Regions from separate parts of the Homo sapiens genome. Here regions 1, 2, 3 and 5 are each linked to region 4. A link is a contact called in ENCODE Hi-C data. All regions are on one chromosome and are shown on one strand. The core of a region is the stretch at or near the end of the contact, and the rest is flanking DNA. Distances in the headings are between cores, read along the strand shown.

Evidence for each region. Hi-C counts contacts between places; a loop is a spot of excess contacts on that map. Pooled maps may share reads with other maps.
Region 1: a pooled map shows a loop between it and region 4 (7-fold over the local background). The contact joins the promoter of ALG6 here to the promoter of SRSF11 in region 4. A Hi-C loop is called at or near these places in 3 of 50 pooled maps.
Region 2: a loop to region 4 is called in a pooled map, with 8 times the contacts of the local background. The contact joins the promoter of MIGA1 here to the promoter of SRSF11 in region 4. A Hi-C loop is called at or near these places in 4 of 50 pooled maps.
Region 3: a pooled map shows a loop between it and region 4 (6-fold over the local background). The contact joins the promoter of USP33 here to the promoter of SRSF11 in region 4. A Hi-C loop is called at or near these places in 4 of 50 pooled maps.
Region 5: a loop to region 4 is called in a pooled map, with 6 times the contacts of the local background. The contact joins the enhancer-like site here to the promoter of SRSF11 in region 4. A Hi-C loop is called at or near these places in 5 of 50 pooled maps.

The regions. Positions count from the first base shown.
Region 1 is chr1:63,364,869-63,370,550 of GRCh38, reverse strand. ALG6 (ALG6 alpha-1,3-glucosyltransferase) reads right to left here and starts at 2,924. Exons shown (of 15, transcript NM_013339.4): 1 at 2,864-2,924. RefSeq lists enhancers at 2,355-2,464, 3,325-3,464 and a silencer at 2,645-3,124.
Region 2 is chr1:77,775,629-77,781,320 of GRCh38, reverse strand. MIGA1 (mitoguardin 1) reads right to left here and starts at 1,672. Exons shown (of 16, transcript NM_001416120.1): 1 at 1,585-1,672. It also overlaps the pseudogene RNA5SP21. RefSeq lists enhancers at 1,696-1,785, 5,160-5,684.
Region 3 is chr1:77,758,437-77,764,158 of GRCh38, reverse strand. USP33 (ubiquitin specific peptidase 33) reads left to right here and starts at 4,307. Exons shown (of 24, transcript NM_201624.3): 1 at 4,307-4,516. RefSeq lists a silencer at 4,118-4,397.
Region 4 is chr1:70,217,909-70,223,628 of GRCh38, reverse strand. It overlaps SRSF11 (serine and arginine rich splicing factor 11), which reads right to left and starts at 2,249. Exons shown (of 12, transcript NM_001350605.2): 1 at 1,790-2,249. The coding sequence starts at 1,992. RefSeq lists a silencer at 1,865-1,914 and an enhancer at 1,810-2,355.
Region 5 is chr1:65,062,259-65,067,819 of GRCh38, reverse strand. It overlaps a transcript of JAK1 not described here. Among named protein-coding and RNA genes, the nearest start is that of MIR101-1, 6.5 kb to the right of the region's middle. RefSeq lists a silencer at 346-945. Within about 2 kb of position 3,102, at least 3 of the 41 ENCODE cell types and tissues checked have a DNase peak (open chromatin) inside an H3K27ac peak, as active enhancers do.

The sequences.
Region 1 (5,682 bases), core at 1,675-4,174, 6.9 Mb after region 4:
GATATAGTAAAGATTTACTCTCACAAGGGAATATTTCTGAGAAAAGAAAAACAACACATATGTAGATAATGACACAGTCAATTCTATTTAGAACACATTCACCTACAGGTAAATATAAAACCACAACCGTAGACAAAGGCATGATTTATCTTTGGTACAGCGAGAAAGAGGAATCTTGTCTTTGTATTTAGTTTGGGAAAGTCTTCCAATAAACAATTTATCTAGTTTGGTTTTTACTTTTCTTCCAAAATATACTTGCATTAACCACACCAACTTTCCATCTTAGAGAAATGAGCCTTTTTAAGAATCATTAAGAATAATCCCAAATCGTGAGAAAAAAATACAAAAGCAGTAAAACTCAATTAACCACTTACTTTTTTTTTTTTTTTACAGTTTTCCTTAGGTTGGGGTTTTAAAGTAAGAAGCAAATTGATGCCGGTTGCGGTGGCTCACGCCTGTAATCCCAGCACTTTGGGAAGCCGAGGTGGGCAGATCACCTGAGGTCAGGAGTTCAAGACCAGCCTGACCAACATGGTGAAACCCCATCTCTACTAAAAATACAAAATTAGCCAGGTATGGTGGCGCTCGCCTGTGATCCCAGCTATTTGGAAGGCTGAGGCAGGAGAATCGCTTCAACCCAGGAGGTGAAGGTTGCAGTGAGCCGAGATCGCACCATTGCACTCCAGCCTGGGCAACAAGAGCGAAACTCCATCTCAAACAAAAAAAAATAAAAAGCAAATCGACAAAATTGACATTTTCCTCTTCTCTTTGAAAAATGTTGGACCATTTTAACCACAGGATACACTTTAAATATATTCAGAAAATATAATAAATCAACTAAAAAATTTAGGGCAAAATTGGTACATTCCACCTAATGATCTAAAATTATTTTATTTTATTTGTTTTTTTTTCTTTTTTTTTGAGATGGAGCTTTGCTCTTGTTGCCCAGGCTGGAGTACAATGGCACAATATCGGCTCACCGCAACCTCTGCCTCCTGGGTTCAAGCGATTGTCTTCCCTCAGCCTCCCAGGTAGTTGGGATTACAGGCACCCACCACCACGCCTGGCTAATTTTTGTATTGTTAGTAGAGACGGGGTTTCACCAGATTGGCCAGGCTGATCTTGAACTCCTGACCTCAGGTGATCCACCCTCCTTGGTCTCCCAAAGTGCTGGGATTACAGGCGTGAGCCACTGCACCCGGCCCTAATTATTTTCTTATTTAAAATAAAAACATCACGGGATAACTCCAGAACTGATTGGAATGGCTAATCTTTTGTCATTGATGCCAAATCTCAAATCATCCCCTCAGAAAGATCATCCCTGACTATCCTACTAAAGCTTCCTCCCCTTACTGTTTGTATCATTACCTTCAATTTGCTTCCTAATTCTTTTCACTAACAGGATTTGTATTTTCACATGACATGGTGCAATCTCACACACATAATTTTCAGTATAAATGCTGGACACCAAAGAATACATATCATATGGTTCCATGAAAGGTTCATAAATAGGCAAAACTAATCTATGGTGTTAAAAATCAGGAAAGAGGTTACCTTTGGGGAGGAAAGAAGGGATGGTGGTTGGGAGGGGTGCCCAGAGAGGTGTTCTGAAATGCTGTGAATCTTCCTTCTTGATTTGAGTAGTGGTTAGGAAATGTGTTGACTTTAGGATAAATTAACAAGTTACAACTTATAATTTGCGTACAGTATTTTTCTATATGGTATATTCCAATTTAAAAAGCATAAAAGGGGCTGGGCGCAGTGGTTCACCCCTGTAATCCCAGCACTTTGGGAGGCCGAGGCAGGTGGATCACCTGAGGTCAGGAGTTCGAGACCAGCCTGGTCAACATGGTGAAACCCCATCTCTACTAAAAATACAAAAATTAGCTGGGCGTGGTGGTGCGTTCCTGTAATCCCAGCTACTCGTGAGGCTGAGGCAGGAAAATCGCTCGAACCCGGGAGGCAGAGGTTGCAGTGAGCCAAGATCGTGCCACTGCACTCCAGCCTGGGCGACAGAGCAAGACTCTGTCTCAATTAAAAAAAAAAAAAGTGTAAAAGGAAATTACTTGGATGTGTTGACTAAAGGCTCCCTGTGAGCAGGGATCCTCCTGTCTTAGTCGTTGCTCTCTGTTCCCCACTTGTAGAACAGTGTTAGCAGAAGGCAGGTACCCAAGAAGTATTTGCTGAATGGAGCTGTGTGCGTCTGTGTGTACGAAGCGGGGAGGTACCCTAATTTTACTGAGCCCTGTGTGGTTAAAGATATTATGCGAGGCTTTTAACGACTCTCTTCTGCTTAAACCAGAAAAAGGGTTATTTGCGACTTTTTCCACCTGTAAATCAGAAAACAGTAATTTTCTAACCCATCCACTGGCCACGAAGTTGCTAGGCAGGCAGTAGATGCGCTTTTCGTCCTCCTTTGCCCTGACGGTGCATCTCGACAAATGCCAAGCCCGCCGTCCCCATCCCAGAACCGACTTTGCTCCTTTTAGTCTGAAAGGTCCTTCCACCGCAGTGGACACAACACCGGGGAGTGCAGCTATCCCGGGCGTGTATATGGGGCGAAAGGGATCCCTTCTCGCGTTTCTCCGCCCCTCCTCTTGAGGGCCAGGCCCTCAGAACCGCAAGGACAAGGGTGCCAGGACCGCCCCAGCCTGCAAGTGCCACCACTATCACCGCGTCCCCTCACCCGACCCACAAGCGACCCTGCAGGAAGGGCTGGGGAGGCCTCGCGTCGCGTCCCTGGGAGTGGAGCGGAGCTGGGAGACGGGTCGCCAGCTCTGCGCCGGCTCGTGGCGCGTCCGAGCCCCCGGCACCTCCCCACACTGGCCTGGGGTCCGGAACCTCCGGGATCCCATGCTCTTACCCCGCCGCCCGCCGGCCGCTGGGATTCGCGCCTGCCGTGGGTCCCAGGAAGGCGCATGCGCGCTCGCCCCCGCGGCGGACTGCCCCTCCGGCCTTCCGCCTCCGTGTGCCCGCGCACCACCCGCGCGCCCGGTGCGGGAGCGAGCCCGTCGAGCGTGAGGGGAGGGGCGGGCAACCTGGCCTGGACAGGAGGCGGCCGGCTTAGGAGGCGGGGCAAGAGCCGATGGAACCCGAGAGGTCCCCAGCCCCGGGTTAGGCTAGGGGCAGGTGGAAAGCCCCTTGCTCTTCTTTCCTGGGATCGTGGCCAAGGCCGGAGCGGCTGCTTAGCCAACGGATTCCTGTCAGGGGCGGGCCCTGGCTTGCTGCACTGAGCAGAGAGCCTTGGCCGGTCCTCACCACCTCTGGGCCTGTGCCCTCGAGGAGCCAGAAAGCCAACCTGCTTCACTTTCTTCTAGCCACATGCCTGCGAAGAAGAAGACTGGGCAGCCCCCTAAAGTAAGAAACATTGAACATCCAACCATTTGCGAGAGCCTGTGCGTTGTGCAAAAGGACAGCCCTGCCCTCGAGTAGCCACTACACGTGCCCCAGCGGGCAGCTTGAATCACCTGGTCCCAAACTTGCCAAAAATACCTATCTAGTAAGTTAGTAAGACCTGCACACTTTTCCTTTTGCATTGATCCCTTCCTTTCCAGTTCCACTATTTCCATCTCAGTCTAGGCTTCTGTCCAATCACGCATGGACGGCTGTGATGATTTTTACTTGCCTTCCTTTGTTCAGAGAGTGCCCTCATTCCCCACTTCTGAATCTTGCCATTCTACGTAAGCCAACCCCTATAATTTGTAAGTGTTAGCAAATATTTGGCTAGGACTATGGCTTTCTACTGAGTCTGAATAACTTCTCTCTGGGCCTCAGTTTCTTCAACTGTGAAAGAAATCAGTAGGGCTAGGTGAACTTCCAGGTCTAAAATATGATTATATCTAAAAGACCATCAGCACTGGGAATATGGAGAAATATGGCAGGTCCCTGCCCTCAAGGCATTTAATTCTCATTGGAAAGACATTTTTATGCATAAAAGGATAAAAAGCTATAGAAGGAAACACATACTAAATGTTACATTACTTACATATGCACTAAGCACTGTAGGAGTTAGGAGAAGAGGGTTCACTGTAAACTGCAAACCATCAGGAAATGCTTTTCCTGGAGGAGTCAGCTGAGCTTTGAAGGAAAGCCTGGCTGGATAAGCCCAGAGAATGAGAGTAAGAATCTAGACAAAGGAAATGGTTCAAGCCAAATATTGTGGCAGCTGAAAAGTGTAGAACATTTCCTCTAGTTTAGGTGGTGGGTGATGAAGCTGGAAAGGACTGGTAATTGTAGAGAGCCTTGAATACCAGGCTATGGTGTCTGGAATGTATCCAGTGATCAGTAAGGGGCTATTAAATGACTTTTAGCAGGGAGTCAAGTATACAGTACAGTTACAGTGTTAGAGAAAACTTAAAGTGGTGAAAATGGATCAGATGAATCAGAGGGAGACTATAGCAGTCCACGCATGATTAGACAAGGGCTTGGACTGAGATGGCAATAGTGGAACTGCAAAGGGAGAGATCAATGCAAGAAGAAACATGTACAGGTCTTTTTTTTTTTTTTCTGAGACGCAGTTTCGCTCTTGTTCTCTTGTTGCCCAGGCTGGGGAGCAATGGCACGATCTCGGCTCACCACAACCTCCACCTCCCGGGTTCAAGCAATTCTCCTGCCTCAGCCTCCCGAGTAGCTGGGATTACAGGCATGCACCACCACACCTGGCTAATTTTGTATGTTTAGTAGACATAGGGTTTCTCTGTGTTGGTCAGGCTAGTCTCGAACTCCTGACCTCAGGTGATCTGCCTGCCTCGGCCTCCCAAAGTGCTGGGATTACAGGCGTGAGCTGCTGCACCTGGCCTCGTGTACAGGTCTTAATAGCATACTAGATATGTACAAGTGAAACAAAGGAGAGGGAAGAATCAAGGATGGCTCCCAAGGTTTCAAGTGTGCATTACAGTTCCCAAGAACTGATAGATCTTGGGAAGCCTGGAGAATAATCTGGCTTGGAGGGAAAGATGGTTCATTGTATTGAGTTCACGGTAACATAAAGACAAGAAAGTTGTAATACTCAGGTGTCAGTTATGAATCAGAGCCCAGGAAAGAAATTGGGGTGAAGATAGAGAGATGAAAGTGTTTCATTTGCTGAATAATGATGGAGACAGTATAGAGAGAAAATAAACAACCATACTTGAATAAATGCATTATCTCAGGCCAAAAGGAGAAAGGCACATTGGTGAAGGATGTTACATGGTTACAAATGTAGGGAGAAATCCATTACATTGCAGGATCATAAATATTAAGCATCTGGTGAACAAGAACCATGTTTGGCAGACCAAAAATCATACTTTATTGAATCTAAAGTTCCACCACTTGTAAAAAGCACCATTATTTTATGTACCACTGAGGAAGAAAACAATGCTACCATTTAAGCTAGTAATTACTGTAAAACATATAATTTCAGAAATATTAATATGTAAAAAGTATACATCTTAAAGTGATGGAAGTTGGTATCAATCTCTCCTTCCTGTTTCTCAACCCAACAGCTTCTGACCCAGTATTTAACAAAAAGTTAATGCTCAAAATGTTCATGAATAAATAGCGGAAGAGACATCACAGTCACTAACTCATAGCTGAATTGTCTCACCACTGCCATCTATATACCTTCTCCTGCTCTTTACCTTCAATAGGTATCATCTTTCACATGTGAATATCCAGTGCCTTTACATAACAGATGTTCAGAAA
Region 2 (5,692 bases), core at 423-2,922, 7.6 Mb before region 4:
AGTAATTTTCCCTATAATGGAGCATTCCAAATTTTTAAGCAGAATAGAAAGAAAATAAAGCAAACACTTTAATTGGCTGCAGAGATATTCTTAAAAGATTATGACAAACCTCGGCCAGGCGTGGTGGCTCACGCCTGTAATCCCAGCATTTTGGGAGGCCGAGGTGGGTGGATCAGTTGAGGTCAAGAGTTCAAGACCAGCCTGGCCAATATAGCGAAACCCCATCTCTACTACAAATACAAAAAAATTAGCCAGGAGTGATGTCGGGCGCCTGTAATCCCAGCTACTCGGAAGGCTGAGGTAGGAGAACTTCTAGAACCCTAGGGGCGGAGGTTGCAGTGAGCAGAGATCACGCCATTGCACTCCAGCCTGGGCGACAGAGCCAGACTCCGCCTCAAAAAAAAAAAAAAAAGAAAAAAGAAAAAATATTATGACAAACCTCTATTTTTGCATTCTAACTACCTCATTCTTTTTCATTTAATATTACTGAGGAAGTTGATTCCAAACCTAATCATTATTCATTGAAAAACTAAAGAAAAAAAAACAAAAAACTAGTCATTTCATTTGCTTTCAGAAGCATAATAAAAATAAACATGAAGGGGGTTTCATGATTATTCAAATTTATAGACGGAATCTATAAAACATAACCAAAAATATTGTCCTGTGTGATATTACTTGCTCCTCTACATTCCAACTACTGGGGAATTAAAAATAAGTGTCATAAACAGTTTCTTAGACATCTTAAAATTCTATCCTGCAACTTTGACTTTATAATCCAACAGGAAGGAAAGTCTGAAGTATCAAAAAGAAAATTGACGTGAAGCACAAATCTATATAACCTAACTCTGACACTTTGAACAGAGCAAACATGTTTAGCTGCAATAACAACAACAATAAAACAACAATAATAAAGGTTTCAAAGTCCTGTGCAAAAACAAGCTGAGTCTTCCCTCTGGAAAATAGATAATTTAACAACTTTACAGAAGGACCTGACACCACAATACTCCCGTGCTAAATTATTCTCTTAAAGCACCTGCAAAGCAGAGTAATCTTTCACATCCAAAAGCCACTCCCTGCTCAAAACCACCCGCATCCAAGCCGAACCTGAGACCTCACCAGCTGCCCTACCTCCAGCGCGCTCTCCCCCGACCCCACAGCAGCCCCTCGCGGAGCTCTCCTCTGCTGTCTTCCTTTTTCTTTGCCAAGAACACCAGAAAAGGGGGTCCCTCCAGCTCGGCCGTCCAGACCCTTCCTCTGGCTCAGAGCAGTGGCGAGCCCATCCCAATTCCGCGCTTCCTTTGCAGGCCTCCCTCTGGCGTGGGGACCCTCCTGCTTTCCTATGCAAGTACTAACCAGGCCCGACCCTGCTTAGCTTCTGAGATGAGACGAGGTCGGGGGTGTTCAGGGTGGCACGGCCGTAGACCCTCTGGCTTTCCGCCGCTCCACCTGGCACTCCGAGAGCTAACGCCAGCGATGGAGTCCGCGCCACCCCTGCCCCGAGGCCTCTGCCCCAACTGCGTGGCCGCTCAACTCTCCGCTTCCTCCCGCCCGCCTCTCCACCCCACCCCGCCCCTGGCCCTGTACCTGGAGCTCCAGGCCAGGTACAGCTGGCCTGCCCACGCCAGCTTCCCAGCTGATGCCTGGCGCTGAGCAGCAGTCTGACATGGAGAAGGCGGAGTCCTTCCGGGGTCAGGAGTGCGAAGGTGGAGAGAAAGTGGAGGGGGCCTTCCAGGCTTTCTGCGTGAGGGACTACGTGTGAAGCAGCTCCCGCCATTTTTGTTTAGGGTAGAGGCTCCTTCCTCGTCAAGTGGATGCAAAAACTATATTCGAAGAATTGCATCCTTTTACAAACCGGTAAAAAAAAAAAAAAAAAACTAGTATTGTAGTTCGTAACCTGTCGGGGGATCTAGAACGGTTGTCAATCTGGTAAAAATTATGGAGGGTTTCCCCTGGAAAAAAAAAAATGTGTATACACATGCTCATTACATTAAAGAAAAAAAAGTTACACAATTTCAAAACCCTGAAAACAAGATTAAGAACTTCTACCACAGGCCCTCAGCCCTCAGATGAATGAGTGTTAAGAGGCATTCCAATCCGGTATAGATGATGCATTTATTATTGATTTCATGTCCTCTTTACCTTTTTTTCTGTGTTTCCCACTGAATTAGGCAACCGAAGAATATTGAATGTGGCAATTTATTGGCAGAGTAGTCACCTCTCTCAGGTTCTAATACATAGTAAACTAATAGGGGGCCGGGTTAGGAAAAAATAACAACAACAAAACCCAAGGTACTGTTTCTACGTTCAGTCTTCAGTCAAAACATTCCATCAGAACTGCAGATTTAGGCGGGGCACGGTGGCTGAAGCCTGTAATCCCAGCACTTTGGCGGGCCAAGGCGGGCAGATCACTTGAGGTCAGGAGTTCAAGACCAGCCTGGCCAACATGGCGAAACCCCATCTCTACTAAAAGTACAAAAATTAGCCAGGCACCTGCCTGTAATCCCAGCTACTCGGGAGGCTGAGGCAGGAAAATCGCTTGAACCCGGGAGGCGGAGGTTGTGTGAGCCCAGATAGTGCTACTGCACCCCAACCTGGGTGACTAGAGTGAGACTCTGTCTCAAAACAAAAAACAAAACAAAACAAAACAAAACAAAAAAACTGCAGATTTAAGAATTCCAGTTGCTGAGCATATTTGTGGTGAAAAGCCAAAATAATTCTGTTTTCAAAATTCCCATTTAACCAAATGGAAAATAGAATAGTAGTACCAATTTATGATATTATTAGATTAATAATAACTAACGATCCACAGACTGGGTTTTATGTGAAAATATTTTGCACTTATAGGGTAAATGGAGCTCTTGAGACTTGAAGAACCTGAAATTTGTAAGGCTATTTTCATTTATTTTCCCAATTTCCTCCTCTTTCCCATTTCCCACAGCTTCCAAACATTCAACGTAATGAGAATAGCAGTAATGATGATGACTACCACTCAACACAACTTTCCTGAGACCATATTATCTCCTTAATTCCACAATAAACATTATGAGAAAAATAGTATTACACGGTGGGTACAGAGTTTATTCTTTAGCATGAGAATAAGATATGTCACATTTAGGCCAAGTGAGGTGGCTCACATCTGTAATCCCAACACTTTGTGGGGCCGATGAGGGAGGATCCCTTGAGGTAAGAAGTTCGAGATTAGCCTGGGCAATAGCAAGACCCTCATTTCTACAAAATAATAATAAAATATATAAAATAGAAATATCACATTTAATTTATGTTTATAAACCAAATGTAATTTGCTGTAAGCCTCCCTTCTTCTGGTTTGGCAGAGTACTGCACTCAATCTTAGCCATTATTGGATATATTAGTTAACATATTCGCTACAAGTAAAAGAAAACCAAACAAGTAGTGGTTTAAACCAGAAGGACAGGGGACTCAATGTCTTCTGATATTGGAGACAAGGAAAAAAAAATTGGAGCCTGGATTAATTCTGAAGGCCAGTACCTCCCCCAGATAACCAAGCCATCGTGTAATGCTCACTAAACCAGAGAATGGAGTTCATGGAGTACTACCAGTTGTTTCTTCTGTACAAGTACTGCAATACATGCTACAGCAACCATTAATGAATTTAGGGGATCCTATCTGCATAATATCAAAACAAAACTGTGAAGTCAGACTGCCTGGGTTTGAATCCTTTCTTGGCCACTTACTAGATGCATTGTTAAAGGAAAAGAAACACAAAGCTATTTTTCTGTAGTTTCAACACTTCTGACTCCAAATGTGTGGAGGTTTTTCCCCACCAAACAAGTCTCCAATTATTTCTTATTATAAACTCCACTCTTTAATTTAGTGTCTACCAACTGGGTGTTGTACAGTTAAATTTAATTCAATACTATGCACCAAACCCTTAAGGGCTCAGTCCTACAAGACTGCCCCCACTTCAGATACCAATTGCAAATCCCAGGTTGTCACTTGTACTTCTGACCAACCAGCTATAAATCAGGAATTCCCACAATCTTCTCCTCCCATCCCAAACCAGTCTATTGATTTATAACAGAAGATATTACAAAGGATACAGATGAACAGCCGGATGAAGAGGTACATAAAACAAGATCTGGAAGGATCCTAAGTGCAGGAACTTCTGTCCCCATGGAATCAGGGTGTATGACCTTTTTGGGATATGGATGTGTTCACCAACTCAGAAGCTCTTAGAACCCCGTACTTCAGGGATTTCTGTGGAGGCTTCATAATGTTGTTACCAGAAAGGGGTACCAATCCAGATCCCAAGAGAGGGTGCTTGGATTTCGCACAAGAAAGAATTCAGGGCAAGTCCACAGTCCAAAGCAAAAGCAAGTTTAAGACAGTGAAGTGGTGAATGTCCACTTACTCTATAGACAGAGTAGGGCGTTCCCAAAAGGAAGAAGAGGAATGCATCCACTCTAGGTACAATATTCATTTATAGAGGAGTTAAAAAAAAAAAGATCATGGGAAGATGTGCTCTGCTACGAGGGTTTGTGGTAAAAGATTAATTTTCTTAATTACCATATTTTGCAAGAATTAATATTATTATCTTTAAAGCAAAATTAGGAATGCTTTTGCTCTCAAGGTATCAGGGACATCAGGACACTCCCAAGTCTGGGTCTGTTTAGTAAACATTATCAATCTGTTCCCTTAACTGTAAATGTTTAGAAGCTAGAAATGCCTAACTTTCTGGGAATGCAGCCCAGCAAGTCCCAGCCTCATTTTCCTAGCCCGCACTCAAAACGGAGTCGCTCTGGTTTGAACCCTCTGACAATGTAACCATAATTGATTATTAACTCAATCTTCAACTACTCTCTCCTCCACAGAGGATAGGGTAGGTATGGGGCCAACATTTTTAAGCTTCTAATCATAGCTTGAATTTGCTGGTGACCAGCCCCTATCCTGAAGCTATCCAGGAGCCCAACAAGAATATTAGAAAAAAAGACACTCCTATCAACCGGGAAATTCCAAGAGATTTAGGAGCTCTGTGTCAGGACTGGGGACAGAGAGCAAATATATATCTTTTCTTTCTTTGTTTCTTTTCCTTCTGTCTGTCTCGTTTGCCTGCCTGCCTGCCCGCCCGCCTTCCTTCCTTCCTTCCTTCCTTCCTTCCTTCCTTCCTTCCTTCTTTCTTTCTTTGTCTCTTTCTCTCTTTCTTTCTTTCTTGCTTTGATACAGGATCTCACTTTATTGCCCAGGCTGCACTGAAGTAGTGTGATCATAGCTCACTGCAGCCTAGAACTCCTGGGCTCAAGTGATCTTCCTGCTTCAGTCTTCTGAGTGGCCAGGACTACAGGCACTTGCCACCATGCCCAGTTAATTTTTAAAATTTTAGTAGAGACAATGTCTCCCTATGTTGCCAGGGCCTGGTCTCAAACTCCTGGGCTCAAGTGATCCTCCCACCTCAGCCTCCCAAAATGTTGGGATTATAGGTGTGAGACACAGTGCCTGGCCCAAATATGTATTTTTTATGTCACAGTGGTCTTCAGCAAGGTACTTACCCTTTTCATGTCTCAATTTCCTCCTGGCATGTTAGAAAGACAAATATAGGCCTGGCACTGTGGCTCACACCTGGAGGCCGAGGTGAGCAGATCATTTGAGGTTAGGAGCTCGAGACCAGTCTGGTCAACATGGTGAAACCCCATCTGTACTAAAAATACAAAATTAG
Region 3 (5,722 bases), core at 3,058-5,557, 7.5 Mb before region 4:
AAAAGGCCACTTTTTTTTATTACTAGAAAATTACTGGAGGACTTTTTTTTTTTTTTTTTCTGACAGAGAGGCTCTTGCTCTGTCACCAAGCTGGAGTACAGTGGCACGATTATAGCTCACTCACTGCAGTCTCAAACTCCTGGGCTCAAGGGATCCTCCTGCCTCAGCCTCTGGAGTAGCTGTACTACAGGCATGTGCCATCGTATCCTGGTATTATTTTTTAAAATTTTTTGTAGAGGCAGAATTTCACTTTGTTAACCAGGCTGGTCTCGAACTCCTGGGCTCAACTGATCCTCCCACCTTGGCTTTGAAAAGTGTTGAATTATAGGCATGAGCCAACACACCTGGCCTGGTGGACTTTTTAATTATGTGACAGTGAGCGGAAAAGCAAAAATGCTTTGCCTAAGATTTGTTTTAAAATATATTTTTCTTTTCTTTCTTTCTTTTTTTTTTGTTCTTGTTTTTGTTTTTTGAGAGACAGGGTCTCACTCCTATTGCCCAGGCTGGAGAGGGGTGGCACAGTCATGGCTCATGACAGTCTTAATTTCCTGGGCTCAAGTGATTCTCTCACCTCACCCTCCATAGTAGCTGGGACTACAGGCATGATCCACCATGCCCGGCTAATTGTTGCAATTTTTTGTAGAGACAGGGTTTCGCCATGTTGCCCAGGCTGGTCTTGAACTCTGGTCTCAAGCAGCCGCAGCTTTCCAAAGTGTTGGGATTACAGGCATGAGCTACTGCGCCCTGCCCAGAAACATATTTTATTTTACTTTGAGACAGAGTTTTGCTCTTGTTGCCCAGGCTGGAATGCAGTGGTGCCATCTCAGCTCACTGCAACCTCCGCCGCCCGGGTTCAAGCGATTCTCCTGCCTCAGCCTCCCGAGTAGCTGGGATTATAGGTACCTGCACCACACCCAGCTAATTTTTGTATTTTTGATAGAGATGGAGTTTCATCATGTTGGCCAGGCTGGTCTCGAACTCCTGATCTCAGGTGATCCGCCCAACTCGGCCTTCCAAAGTGCTGGGATTACAGACGTGAGCCACTGGGCCCGGCCCAAAGACATATTTTAAAGCCCCAGCTTAAATCAGAGTTTCTCAATAGTGGCATTAATGATGTCTGGGACTCTCTTGTAATATCAATGCAAAGGAATGTTACTAATTCTTTCTCCCACCAATCCTCTTCAGAAATATTGCCAACTATCCACTCAGGGGACAAAACCACCCCCAGTTGAGTGCCAACAAGTTTTTGAGTCCTTCAATGCTAGGCTCTGGGAATATTGTGAATAAGATAAATACTCACTGCTCCCATTGAGGAGTTCAGGAGAGACAGGCAAAAAATTAAGTATACCAAAAAATTTAAGATAATTACAAATTATAATACATTCTCTAAAGGAAGCAAGCAGGATGCTGAAACCGGAAATAATGGGGTAAAGAGTTCTGTATTAAACAGAGAATATCTAGGTAGGAGTTAGCCAGGTGAAGGAAGGATAGAGGTTGGGAGTATCTGTAAAATTGTCTCTAAGGAAACAGCATTTACAAAGCTTTATTTAGTCTCAGGTACATAAGCACCAAAATGTATATTTTCTACGTTGCTATTTTTTACTTGCCATTACTCAGTTACAAAAATGAGAAGGTATTTGTTTTTGATAGGACCATTCAATTGTCTTCCTCCCTCCCTGTTTGTATCTCTCCTTCTTTTCTTCTTTTTCTTCCTACTCTTCATTTCTTCTTTTTTCTCCCTTTCATTAGAAGAGACTTCTTTTCTTCTTTTTCTTCCTACTCTTCATTTCTTCTTTTTTCTCCCTTTCATTAGAAGAGACTTCAGTACCTGGCCTGATGCACAACTCTAAGTCATACTATTTACATTATATTCTCCATGAACGGCACCTCTAGAATTCTGTTCCAGAATCAGTATGACTCAGCTGGGTGTCCACACACCCTCTAGAATTCTACTCCAGAATCAGTGACTCAGCTGGGTGTCCACACTTTGGAATGTATAATCTATTCTCTCAAGGGGAAGTTGATTGATTTATTTCCTAATGATAGTGTTCTTCCTTATAAGCCATTATAAGCCATCAGGAGATATTGTTTGAAGAAAAGTAAAAGATAAGCAATCTGGACTGTGGGATGAAAGGATAAACACCCAAGGGTGGGAGGCAGGAATTCACGGAAGTTAAAAGTGGGAGAGGTATTACATTATATTCTATCAGAGTGAGTTTGTTTTGTGAGAACTTGTCCACTGCAAGGACTTCACTTGGTGTCCACCTGAGAAGTACTTGCCTACTATTATCTACGCACTAGTCTCAAACTCCCGATCTCAGGTGATCTGCCCTGCTGGGCCTCCCAAAGTGCTGGGATTACAGGCATGAGCCACCGCACCTGGTGATCTTGAACAGCCTTGTCAGTTGTCTTCCTTGCATTGACACTGCCCTAGAACTCCTCCAGGACAGGTAAGCCCAGAGAGAACCTTGGTTACTAAGCAGGATGGTGGTGGGACTTGGAGGCTGAATTGAATTTGCTAGGACACTGTAAGAACAGAATACCCCTGATACATTTTCAATAGAAGAATTTCTGGGGAAGTGACTTTTGTCTATTTTTCTATTTGGTCGCCTGTTTTTTTAAAAATTGATTTCTGGAAATACATATGGAGTTGAGCCCCTTTTCAATTATATGTATTTCAAATAAATTCTATTTGCTGGCCTAACTTTTCTTCTCTCTCTGTCTCTCTTCTTTTTTTTTCTTCTGTAGATCTCCTCTGTGGACAGCTTTTTTTTTTTTTTTTTTTTTTTTTGAGACAGGGTCCTCCTCTGTTGCCCAGGCTGGAGTTCAGTGGCTCTATCTTGGCTCACTGCAACCTCTGCCTCCTGGGTTCAAGTAATTCTCCTGCCTCAGCCTCCTGAGTGGCTGGGATTACAGGCACGCGCCACCACACCTGGCTAATTTTTGTATTTTTCGTAGAGATGGGGGTTTCACCATGTTGGTCAGGCTGGTCTTGAACTCCTGACCTCAGGTAATCCACCCGCCTTGGCCTCCCAAAATGCTGGGATTACAGGTGTGAGGCTCTGTGCCCGGCTGGAGACAACTTTTCATCTCCTAACGGCATCTTTTTTTTTTTTTCCCAGAGAATATCTCACTTTGTCACCCAGGCTGAAGTGCAGTGGCACAATCATGGCTCACTGCAACCTCAAACTCCTGGTCTCAAGTGATCCTCCACTCTTAGCCTCTTGAGTAGCTGGGACTACAGGTGCCTGTCACCATGCCTGGCGAATTTTTGTATTTTTAGTAGAAATGGGGTTTCGCCATGTTGCCCAGGCTAGTCTCGAACTCAAGTGATTCACCCGCCTCGGCCTCCCAAAGTGCTGGGATTACAGGCATGAACCATGGCGCCTGCCTGTGAAACTTCTATTCTGTGAAATTTCTATTCTCCTCAGTGAACCGAGGATAGGCAATCATTTGTGGTGCAAATTGAGGCCTGAGTGTCAATCCCTACCTAGAATTTTGTATCATGGTTAATTTATTTCATTTTTACCATAAAAATAAGTAGAAGCTTTTATATTTTCTACCTATTCCAATGGAGACTGAGCATCTTGCATGATACTTTGGTACATGCTCCCATTTTGGAGACCAAAAAGTCAGATGTCATGAGACAGATTGAAACTGGCAATTTTAACAATTTTTTATTAATATAACCTTTTTTATTCATAGATTTGAACCTCAATCGAGTGCATTTTAACAGTTACATAATTAGAAGGCAGGACTCCTTCCATGCTCCAGGCATTAAGCAGATACTAAGGTTTCAATAAATATTTGATTTGATCCTCTTGATTTTAGCCTAAGGAGAAAATGGTGAGATAAATTTCTTCTTTGCATAGGTGGAAAAGGGAAACATAATTGCTTTCAGAGAATCTAGGTCCTAAGAAGTTGGGGGAAGAAAGATGAAAGGAGGAAATACAATGTTGAATTGGGATAAGTTAAGTCTAATATTTCTTTGCTCAAGTTTGGAAACCTGAGGCCCTTCAGTGGCCAGCCTTAATGCAGTTTTTGTAATGCATCGAGACAAGACCTTATAATGGTCGTAGTGTGTGACTGTGAAAGAGAAGGAGAAAACATGTGAAAAACGAAAAAAAAAAAGCTCACAGCCTCAAACTGCTGCACATACCCTGTACAGTTAGTTTGCAGTCAGAGTAGGGAGCCGGCCTGGGTCCCCGCACCTGGGCCTGGCTCCCGTGGCCCCGCCCCTGGGGCGGGCTCCCATCGAGGCTCCGCCCCCACCTCCCCTATCGCCGGAGACGCCTGCGGCGGCCCCGGAGACACCGGAAGGAGCCGCGGCTGCTGCGGGAAGTGGCCAGTTCAGGAGGCGGACCCCCCGAGGGCAGCGCTGCGGGGCCGTTTTCCGGCCCTCCTGACGCGACACTGCCCCTCTCCGAGAGCTGAGAAGGAAAAGAGGAGCTTGCGGAGGTGCGGCTGCAGGCCGTTGTTGGTCGAGCTGGCGGGTCCCGCGGGCCAGGCCGTGGAGGTGAGCGCGGCGCTGCTGGGAGGGGCGCGGGGCCCAAGGGCGTTTCGCTCGCGTCCGGGGTCCGGTCTCTGTTCTCGCTTCCGCGCGCTGGGGTTGCGGCCGCTGCAGCAGCCTCTTTTTCTTGGTCCTGGGTGGCGGCGGGTTCGCGGGCGGGAAGAAGGCCTTGGCCCCTCGGTGCTCTGCGTTGCAGAGATAATCTAGTGGTCGCCCTGTCAACGGTCGGTGGAGGATGGGAACCGGTCGTTGATTTGAGGAAGGGTCCTCAGGGGTTCTTCCCTGGAAGCGGGAGGTGCAGGTGAGCCCGAGAAGCGGGGGCTCTGCTCCCTTCCTCGGTCTCCCCACTCAGGCTTGCCAGTCCCTCTCAGTGGGTGACTGAAAGCCCTGCAGCGCGCCGGCTCCTGGGTTCTGGTTTCGCTTTTCGGCGCTGTTGAGGGGGCCGGCCCCGTTGTTTGTTGTTGTGAACGGAAAAACCGAGGTGTCATCGTCCCTGGAATTTTTCTTCGACCAATGTTTGATCTTGACTGAGAGGTTACCCCTTACCTTCTGTCCATCTGCAGCCTTTGTTTGGATGAAAGATCCATAGTGTGTGGTTTCCCAGACCTTTACTTATATTTCTCGTATACAAAACGCTCTTCATTTGAATATTTACAGGGTTTTACGTTGAGCTCTTGGACGATGAGATTTTCCTGGGTGTTTTGCACTCAAGTACCGTTGGAGTTTACATTCTCATAGAATCAGTATTAGGCCTGGAAAATTGAGCCAGAGGGTGAAATTCTGGCAGGAGCATAGACTTAAATTGAAGGTGAATTTTACCGTAACGATCTCTAGGCCTTTTGCTTAATAACTATGTGGATGTAGAGAATTTTTAAGTTTAATCAGATTATTTTTCCTTTAAGAAAAACGTGTTACAAAAAGTAACAAGGCCGTCCTAGTTCCGTTTTTCCTACTGTCTTATTTGGAAAGGTCTGACCAAGTCACATTATCGTCATAGGCTATTTGATTTGAGCATAATACAAATATTGTTAGTGAATTCATACTATTATAAATAAGAGAGAAAATAGGAATCTTAAAGACAATGCTAGTTTTATGAAAAAATAATAGAAATAGTTACACAATGCTAGGAGCTTTGTATTATTTCATTACTTTGGCAGGATTGAAAGAAAGGTCAGGGCTGGGCACGGTGGCTCACGCCTGTAATCCCAGCAC
Region 4 (5,720 bases), core at 1,000-3,499:
TTGTATGTGGGAAGATAAATGAAGGAGTCAGAGTAAAAATGTGTCAATTTATCTCTCTTTCTCCCAATACTGGGAAGGGAGTCCTTTTAATGCAGAATATCCCAGATCATATAGTTGAGGGAGACATTCTCAAGCACACACTAGCTGTCCTGGTTATGAAGGAACTATTCATTTGATTACAAAACAAAAAGACTCTGGTCCATCACAACTTCCTCTAGTATACTGGTCATGCATTAGGTAAAAGATGAACCAGTATAATGCCTACATCTCTCTTACCTTTTTTCTAAATGCATCATAAAACTGCCTTCAGAGAATAAACAGCATTTAAAAGTCAGCAACCATAACAAAATTTTTAACTTGTAGGATTGGAAAGAATTGTAGTAATTCGAATACCTCAAATATCTCACTAATAAAACTATTAAAATCATCCAATGTATCACTATTTTCTGCTATTTTACTGTTCATTAATTTTACAAGCTTAAAACAGTAAGTCTTGAGAAAACTGAACAACAGCAAAGCATCTATTTTTGTATGTTCATGTTATGAAAGCTATTTGTCTTTCATTACCAAATCAAGTATCTGTCAAAATAACAGGAATAAAGATTTACGTGTTTGTTCCCAGAACTCCACGTCATGCAAACTAAGTAAATCCTCTCTCCACATGTACATTTCCCTAAAAATTAGAAACATACCAATTTGAAAACACCAATAATCTTGTGAAAGTATTTTAAGTGGAAAGTGATGAAATATGCTAATACTTAACAAATATCTCATTATGATAAACTTTTGTCAATTATTTTATTGAGCAGAAAGTTAATGGTTACACGTACCATAACAGTAGATTCTTAGAGGATTCCAATTTCCTGTTTAGTATTTAAGTGACATCATAAAATTCTCAATATATGATATTTACTGATAATGACATTTGAATTGTCACTTCTCCACCAATAAGTCTTCCAAAAAGCACAAGACTATTATTATTATTCCAATTGTCTGTTTTAGTAGTACACTTTATCTTACTTCTTAGCTTCTTTGAACTATTTTTTCTTTACAATTCATCCACTTAATATTCTTGCGATAGAAATAATTTTCAAAATAAAAGTGAGACAAAAAGGATAAAAAGTCATACACTCTAATTCAAATTTCAACATTTATAAAAATCCTTCTCAAGAACAACTGTGAAATATCACAAATCTGTATATTATTCAAACAAAGGAAAATCTCTGGTTTATAACCCGTTTTTTGACATTATACAAATTAAGTAATCAGGCTCACACTAAACTAAGCGTCTGTCAAAAAGAATATGATCTTTGAATTATATTGCTGGGCCAGAACCACATAACAGCAATAACAATAAGTGAACAACCTACAAAGTTTAACACCAAATTAACACAGGCATGAATAATTTTGTTACCTTTCTTCCAAGAACGCAAAGAACAAATACTCAGTTTTTTAAAAAAGGGATTTAACCTATATACGACGTACAGACTGCGGTTAGTCTTGCGTTAAGTCCCCAAAGCCAAACGACCACGTTGGCACAATTTAAGGCGGAAAAAAAAAATTTCCCGAGAATAACAGCCAGTGTTTCCTAATTCCAAAAAGCCCTGGCCCTGCCTCTCTGCATTTTTTTGTAGGCCTGGAACACAACCGTCTTAAGTAAATCCACCAGCCACCAGCCACTCAAGCAGCCTGGCCCGGGGAAGCAGCGACAGGGGCCTAAGGAAATTGTGTGTGTTAGGCCCAGGCTGAGGCGGCGTTAGCAGGAACAGTGATGGTGGACGATACTCACTCCGGCGGGAAGAGGCGCAGTTCGTCGATCTTGCCTAGGAAACCGAAGAGAGTCCGCATCTGCTCAGAGCTAGCGCTCGGGGAGACATTAGTCACCTGGATTACCTCGGTGCCGCCGCCTCCGCCGCCACCACCACCTCCGCCACCGGGCCCGCCGCTGGGGCCCGGACCTGCAGTGCTGGGGACGACGGTAGTGTTGCTCATGGCGCTGCTCGGGTTCTCGCTCCTGCTTTAACACATCAAACACACAACAAACAGTGAGAAGGAGGGGGAAGAGGAACCGGATTGCGGGAGAGAGGAGGGTGTCCGATGCTACAGCCTCTGCTACTGCTGCCGATGCCGCCGCCGCCGCCGCCGTTTCTCCGCCCCGCCGCACGCCGCGGGGGAGGGGATGAGAGCGCGCGAGCTCGAGACCACGAGAAAACAAACGGCCGCCCCACCTCGCCTCCAACCACGACACTAGCGGGCCCGAGCTCCCACAATGCTTTGCGGCGCAGGGCGCGTCAGCGTCGGCTCCACCCCGCGCAGGCCCAGCAGCCGTCGCCTGCAGCCCGAGAAATGAGAGGCACCGGGGTCTAGAGAAAGGTGTTATCCACCTTCGTCTCTCGTTTTATTCTTCTTTTTCTTCTCTCTTTTTTTTTTGGAAGAGCGAAGAGGCACGTATAAACTTTTTTTTTAAAAAAAGCATTCATCCTCCTGCAAAAGTCACTTCAGCAACTCTTCTTATTAAATACTGCTCACGATGTCTTTATATACTGATAATCATCTACAGAGCTATCCGATTACTAATGATATTTAAACCCAAGCTAAGATGCCACCCCACCACCACCAGTATAAAATGTCCCGAAATTTTCAATGTACATGAATTTTGGTAACATTAAATCTGTAACTAATTTGTTTTGTCACTAAAACTTTCAGAAAAGATATATTTTAATATTACACTTATTAATAAGCGTTTTGTACATTCATTCACAATGGATGACTTTTTTTTTTGAGACAGAGTCGCCCTGTCGCCCAGGCTGGAGTGCAGTGGCACCATCTTGGCTCGCTGCAACCTCCACTTCCCCTGTTCAAGCCATTCTCCTACCTAGGCCTCGGGAGTAGCTGGGATTACAGGCGCCTGCCACGACGCCAGGCTAAGTTTTGTATTTTTAGTAGACATGGGGTTTCACCATGTTGGCCAGGCTGGTCTCCAACTCCTGACCTCTGGTGATCCACCCGCCTTGGCCTCCCAAAGTTCTGGGATTACAGGCGCGTGAGCCACTGCACCCAGCCAATTCCACAATAGCTGACTTTGGAAACACAGTTTATAGTACTTAAATATATTCAAGTATATATTTCTAAAGAAAATACTGCAATTTCTCAAGAAAAACTTGTTTCACATACATATTCTTGCTTAAAATAATTTTGAAGCTTTTGACTATTAAAAAAATCCTTGCTTTTGTTTTCAACCTCATCTGAACTATTCTCTCAACTGCATCCAGTGTGTAGTCCAGTGACTTGTAGTGCCCCAAACATGACAAAAACCATAATGTCTCTGTGCCGATACACAAGTTATTAATAACATCACTCATCTTATCTGTCATCTTCTGTAGAGCATTCCTTCCCTCACTGCTATGACTTCTGCAAGCTGTTAGGGCTTCCTCTTTTCTGCTAAGTAACAGAAGATACATGTATTTATTATTGACATGTATCACTCAAAGTTGTGAGCTTCCTGGGTCAGTCCAGAACCTGGCACAATGTCTGTCACACAGTCAGTCCCAATGAATGTGCTGGACACACGCACAAATATACCTTAATGACAATGGCATTTAAGACAGTTCACTAAATAATTCACTTGACCTTGAATGTTTTTAGAGGTAAAAGTTTTAGATGTTTTGGAGGTAAAAACAAACAAACAAACTTGAAGCCTTACAGAGTATCTACATTAGTGAATACCTCTTGGCACAATGCAGTCAAGATGCAATATGTGAGAGATTAGAGCACAAGGTTATTGAGATTTGGGTGTAGAGCCAACTGGCTAAGTGACTTTCACTAGTGCTTATACAGAAAATGGATGGGTTGACTGAATGTGAGCCTCAGCAAAATTACAAATTATGGCCTTCATAGAAATCAACTAACATTAGCTAGAGCCAAGACTTTTCAGAATTTTAAAGAAAAGCATATAGCTGTCCCTCAGTATCTGTGGGGGATTGGTTCCAGGACCCTCCCACAAATACCAGAACCAGAGGATGCTCAAATCCCCTATGTAAAATGGTGTTGTGTAATAAAGCATTTGATCTGTATCCATGGGTTCCATGTATGTGGATTCAACCAACCTGGGACTGAAAATATTTGGAAAAAAATTGATGGTCTAAACATGTACAGACTTTTTATTTCTTGTCTAACAACTATTTACACAGCATTTACATTGTATTATTATTAGTATAGAGATGATTTAAAATATTTGGGAGGATGTGCACAGATTATATACAAACGCTATCCTATTTTACATAAAGAATTTGAGCATCTGTGTATTTTGATATCCTCTGGGGTCCTGGTATCAATTCCCCATGAATACTCACCTCAGGACTGGTACAACTGTATTTGCATATAATGTAAGCACATACCCTCATACTCTTGAGTAACCCTTATCTAAAATGCTTGGGACCATAAGTGTTTTGGATTTTGGATTTTTAAAAAAGATTTTGGAATATCTGCATTATATTCACTGATTTAGCATCCCTAATCCTAACATTTAAAATCTGAAATGCTCCAATGAGCATTTACCTTGTGCCAGTTAGTGCTCAGAAAGTTTCAGATTTTGGAGCATTTTGGATTTTGGTTTGGATTAGGGATACTCAACTTTAATACTGAATACAATGTAAATGCTATGTAAATAGCTTTTATACTGTATTTCTAAAACCTTTTATTTTTAATGTCATTATTTTTTATTTTTTGAATATTTTTGATGGGGGTTGGTTAAACCCAAGTATGTGGAACACATGGTTATGGAGGCTGATTGTATAACTAACTGCACGTCACTCATAAATAAGTATCTGTGAATACAAAGAATGGTAATTAATTTTCTCATTTTGAATCAGACATATGTAACTGCCAGTTACAGATACTTAATAGTTTAACATTTATTGTGAGTGCCTACTATATGCCACGCATGCTAAAATATTTGATGATAAAAGGACAAATAACAGAAGGTCAGGGTTCATGCCTTTTTCTTTTTTTCCTGAAATGTTAACACTTATTTATTCTCTGTGATGGGTACACATAAATCTTTTATATGACTCTACATTTTTCTGTATGTTTGACACATTTCATAATTAAAACTACAAATTCAAACCAAAGAAAAAGGTAGTTGTAATAAAATCCTTTAAACCACCAGAAGCCAATTTATGTACAATAACTTACTGAACAAATAGATGATACTTTGCTATAGAGAAACTAAGTGGCAAAAAGTTTATGCAACTGAAGAGGATTTTAAAATATTTTATTTTCACATCATTTAGCAGCTAACAACAACAACAAAAAATTACTGAATTTAAAGTTAGAAGGCTGGCTTAAAATACCAGCCCTGTTGGCCAGGTACAGTGGCTCATGCCTGTAATCCCAGCACTTTGGGAGGCCAAGGCGGGCGGATCACGAGGTCAGGAGATCAAGACCATCCTGGCTAACATGGTGAAACCCCATCTCTACTGAAAATACAAAAACAAAATTAGCTGGGTGTGGTAGCAGACGCCTGTAGTGCCAGCTACTCGGGAGGCTGAGGCGGGAGAATGGCGTGAACCGAGATCGCGTCCCTGCACTCCAGCCTGGGCAACAGAGCAAGACTCCGTCTCAAAAAACAAAAAACAAAAAACACACACAAAAAACAAACAAAAAAAACCCACCCCTGTCATCAAGCATGTGATTTGAGAAAATTTCACTTCACTTCTAAG
Region 5 (5,561 bases), core at 1,853-4,352, 5.2 Mb after region 4:
GGTCATGAGACCCGGAAGTTTTTTTTTTTTTTTTTTTTAATCCCGTCTCTCTCCCTTTTCCAACCCCCCCGCCATCTATCACATGGCAGAGATAGAATAAAAACAGAAAAATGGCGACGGTCACGTTGTGGCGAGCCTTGCTGCGTCATTAGATAATCCTCATGCAAATAGCGGGAAGAACAAAGGAAGGGGAGCCCGGGACCCCCGGGGGCGCAGGTGGGTGTGGGGGCGGCGGCCGGGCGCGGGGGCGGCGGGGCGCGCGGGGCCGAGCGCCCGCGGGAGGCGGGCTGCGTGGGGCGTGCGGCCGCGCGAGGCTCGGGGCGCAGAGTGTGGACGTCCGAGTGCGCGCCCGTGCGCCGCCGTGGAGCGCTGGCTGCTGCGCTCCCGGCCCCGTCTCGCGGCGCGTCGGAGCCGGCCTGGGGACGCGGGAAGCCGTGGGGCGCACAGAGCGGCTCCGGCGAGGCTGGCCGCGGCGCACACGCACACGCAGCCGTGGGGCTCGGCCCGCTAGGCATCCGCACTGGGGTCTGGGGGCGGGCCAGGCGGCGCCGGGGGCCGAGGGCGCGCCACTGCCCAGCGCCTAGCGCCTGCCTTCAGCCTCCTCCGGGGACCGCACGCAGTTCGCCACCTCGGGGTAGGCGGCGGAGCGCGGGGGCGGCGGCGCGGGGCGGGCCGGGCCGGGCCTCCGCACTCCGGGACCGACTGCGAGGGTGTTGCCGGACTGGGTTTGTTGTTGTTAGCGCGTGCGTGTGTTTTTCCCGAGGGGTAGCGGGGCGACCTCGCCCATGGGCATTTCCGCGGTTTTGCGCGGCCCTCGCTGGGGTGTCAGTGGCAACGCGGGGAGCCCCGGGCGCCTGGCTCGGCCCCCGGAGGGGAGCGGCGCGGAGGGGCGGGGTGTGTGTGTAAATGTTGCGCACTCGCTTTTCCCCCGCCCCCGCCCGCGTCCAGGGTGCTGGCGTGGGTCCCTTGCCGTCCGGCGGCGACTGTAAATAGAGCCTGGATGTTGTTTACATGAAGGATCCGGCGGGAGGAGTCTAAGAGGAGGAGGCGGCGGTGCCGGAGGAGGAGGAGGAGGGAGGGAGAAGAGAGGAAGACCGGAGTCCCCGCGGCGGCGGCGGTCCGGAGAGAGGGCGAGCCCCGCGCGGCGCCGGGGACCGGGCGCTACCACGAGGCCGGGACGCTGGAGTCTGGGGTAGGAGGGAGAACGGGCACGGGGCGGGAAGAGGGGTCCGTCAGTGGCATTTTTAGCTTGCACCCTGCCACGCAGATTCTCCCCGGCCGGAGGGGAGGAGGGTGGAGGGAGGGCGGGGAAGCCTCGGTTTCTCTGCACGTTCGGGAACGCCTTCTCCCCCTTCATTCTCCCATTCCCAGTGTTTTCCCGCTTCTCCCCGGGCTCACCTGTTTATTTCCATCAGCTAGAGCTCGTGGTTTTTTAATATAGGCATGAGAGTCTGTTTCTTTTATTAGAAACATTATTGGGGAGAGGGGTGCTTTGCTGTAATTTGTGCTGGTCCAGGTCGGTTTTCAGGAAGGGGGAGGGGACTTGGCGGAGACGCCGGCTCCTGGCCGCAGCTGACCCCAGGGCTTCTCCCTGCCTTCCTGTGCGAGGAATTCTTTCCCTCACTCTGCTACCCGCACGCCAGCTGCCACCTTCCTGGAGAAAGACCACACCTGTGCTTATCCCTGCTTTGAAGGAGAGGTGAGCTGAGAAACCAGGGAATCCCCTGCTCTCCAGGGTTCTTAGTTAGTCCTCTCCGCAATCCCAGCATTGGCCAAAAATTGCTGCTTTCACCTGCTGATTTAATTTGGCATGTCTGTCCCCAGCCCCCCTTTCCCCCGGCAAGTTGTGATCTGCAGATGTTTTGGGATTTTCTCTTCCCTCTGGACCTGTCCCCCACCAACCAGCAAATAGCTCCTGGGCCTAGGTTGAGGGAGAGAGAGAAGTGACCCCCTTTGGCCAGTGCGCTGTTTTTTATTCCCCTCTGGGTCTTCTAATGGAATCTGCTGTCCCTCCGTAGCCCCCTTTATTTTCCCCTTAAGCTTAACCCAGAGCCAGGCCTAAGCAGCCTGTCTCTGGCTTTCTTTCCCCAGGCCCCACCCTGGCCCCTTTTGCTTTTCCAGCGCCAAAAAAAACGCCTCCCAAGCAGAAGACACACCCAGCCCAAGTCTAACCATTCCAAAAGGGAGGAAAACACAGAGGAAGAGCAGGGACCCAAGGGTCTCCTGTCCTGAATATTCCAACAGCGTTTCCCTCTAAAAGCCTCCTAGCTTTATAATCCCTTTATTCTGCTTACCAGTCGACCCTCCCCTCCTCTTTGCCCCTTGTTCTGTGATAGATATTTGGGGAGAGGGGTGGAGAAAGAGGTTGTCACCCTCTGTTCCTTACAGTGAGGCATTTTTCTTTTTCTCAGTCTTTTCATTTATTAGATGTTTAGCATGTAAAATATGTAAATCTGTTTGCAGGCTTATTTGAACTTGTTTTCTTGCTGGCTAAGGAATAGCTGATATTCTATAAAGGGAAGGAGGGGGGAAAAGATCAAAAGTAACACTCTGAGTTTTCCCCATTTGAGCATCCCCAGAGTTGCCAGAGAAGACCCTCCTATAAAAACCAACAGTCTCCCTTCCATGACATCACCACCTAAGCCCTTCCAACTTTAGCTTCAGAACAGGAAGAAGGCTCAAAATAGAACTACCTTAGGAATCCAGCTCCTTGAAAAGATCAACTTTTAAATCAGCTGCAGGAGGAACACAATGAACTTTGACATGGGGAGTGAGAAGGGAGAGAAGACTGTATAGTGTTCATAATTGGTTCCTTTGAGGGAGGGTTGGGGGATACTTACCGTGTATTTCAGAAAAGCTTTCCTCTAGAGTTGGGTACCTAGACCACTGAATGATAAATAGGATGGTTCAAGATTCATTTATTGAATTATTCATAAGTTTTTGTACGTCAACAATAACAAGCACGTTTCAGAATATGAATTAAAGAGGGGCCTCTCTGCAGAATCTGCTCTAGATAGAGAAGGTTGTTTCAGGAAGCTAGGAGGGCACTTGAAGACAGAGAACCTGAGGATGCAGTGACAGCTGCTGTGAGTATGTAAGTTGAGAGGCTCATAAACAATAATTGTGATAAACAATAATTGTAACTTTTGTAGGTGACTGATACCCTGGACAAAGAAGTAAGGATGTCAGGATTTTCCACCTCTACCTTGGAAATTAACTTCTTGTCTTTGAATCTCACTCAGTGTCTCCATTCAGTCCCTGAATTGAGATATGCTTTCCTCTCTGAGCTAAAATACTCAGTCTTTTGGAAGGGCTACCTAATAAACGATAATCACTGAAGTGTTGACAACTTAAAGATTGGAAGTGGAGCAGAAAATACTTGGTATAATTTGAGCACTTGGTGGGTGCTGTAAGATGACTTTCTGGTTGATGGGGTAACATCTTTTACTCTGGTTCGGGTTTAAAAGAATCCAGGTGACAGAGACAGGATACCTGCCCTAATATGGTAGCCACTAGCCACGTGGCTATTAACCACCTGAAATATGGCTAGGGTGAGGAAGAGCTCAATTTTAAATTTTATTTAATTTTAGACTTTGATAACTTGATTTAGTTATTGGAAAGCTTATTTATATTTGGAAACATACTTGAGCTTACGCATCTACTTTTGAAACTAAGTGTTTTGAAATCCAAACGCAAATTAAGTATTTTGATGAAAATTTAGAATTGGGATATGTAAGTGCAAAGTAATCTTCAGATTTCAAAGAATGCAAAAAAAGTAGAATAGCCCATTAATTTTATGTTGATTCCATGTTCAGATGATAATATTTTAGATATATTGGGTTAAATGAATATGCTATTAATTCCACCTGTTTATTAGTGTGGCTACTAGAGAATTAAAAATTACATGTGTAGCTTGCATTATATACTTCATTGGACAGCTCAGGCCTGCATTACTCCTTTTCATCTATGAATTAATTTCTTTTCTTTTTTTCTTTCTTTTTTTTTTTTTTTTTTTGAGATAGAGTCTCTCTCTGTCTTCCAGGCTGGAGTGCAGTGACGCGATCTTGGCTCACTGCAACCTCCACCTCCCAGGTTCAAGCGATCCTCTTGTCTCAGCCTCCAGAGTAGCTGGGACTACAGGTGTGTGCCACCACGCCCGGCAGATTTTTTGTATTTTTAGTAGAGATGGGGTTTCCCCACGTTGGCCAGGCTGGTCTTGAACTCCTAAGCTCGGGTGATCCATCCGCCTTGGCCTCCCAAACTGCTGGGATTACAGGCATGAGCCACTGTGCCTAGCCCCATGGATTAATTTCAAAAGTGGTGACTGTATGAAATATTGTTATTTCATGTTTGTGTTTCTATTTTCCACTGCTGTGTTCCATGTGATGATTGGGGACCCCAAGTATTACATTATTACTGTTATATTAGGGAGATTAGTGTAAAAGTCCAGGGTTCTAGAACGGCTAGCAGGGGTGTCATGGGAAAATTGGGATACCCACATACCCGGCTATTGCTGCTTTTGTAAAAGGATCCTGAACATAGCAAAAGGTACCGGAAAACAATGTGTGGCAAAGTAACAATTGTGACACCTGGTGGCATTTTAGTGATTCTACTCATCTGTCACTCACTTCCATTTATTTTTTCTTTGCTTCATCTACTTTCTGTCCCCCTCCCCACCAAATCACGGCTCCACTCGTGGCATTTGGGCCCACAAGGCTGCTGACTCCTTTCCTCCAAAAAAAGTACAATGCTAACGTGAATAGAGGTAGTGCTGTCTTTGGGTTTTGTTTTGTCTAATGAGATTCAGAAATTGCACTGGAAGGAACTTAGGAGCTATTCGGTGCTATCCCTTTATTTTATAGATGACAAACTGCCAAACACCTCACCTAAGACCATATAGACAGAGACTGGAATTAAACATACTCTTGTTGATAACTGTTTAGAGGCTCCCTGAGAAATGGAGAGGTTCATCAATTAATCAATCAATCAAGTATCTGTTGAGCTAGCATTTTGTGGAAATGACCACTAAGTGTTGTGAAGGGACATGAGTAAAACAGTTTCTGACTTTTTTAGAAAGAGTCCTGTTGACTTGAGGAAATAAGATATAAACAGCACCAAATTAAATTGCAGTATACAACACAGCACTTAATGAGTGCAGTGCCACTGTGGCATGTGTTACTAGTTAGTAGAAATGTGTTCATTTTACAGATGTAGGAATAGAAGCTTCGAGAAGGGTGGAACCTGCAGGGAAGTGGAGTGTAATTGTGTTCCTGGAACAGCCCAAGGCTGTAGAATTGGAGGTCATTGCAAGTCTTTGGTATTGGCTCCTTTAGCTGTCCATTAAGGGAATTTGAAAATCTGAGACCCAGCATTTTCAAATGGCAGTGCTGTAGTAATAAGGCAATCATAGATTAATTGGAGACCATCAGGGTTTTTAGAGATGTTTAGCCAGGGGTGGATCATTCCGAAGTTAGCTGGCATATAAAACTGACTTGTGAGCAAACCATAAAATCTAAAATCCGGGGGGTGAGAGTGGTGAAATGTGATGTAGAGCAAAATCA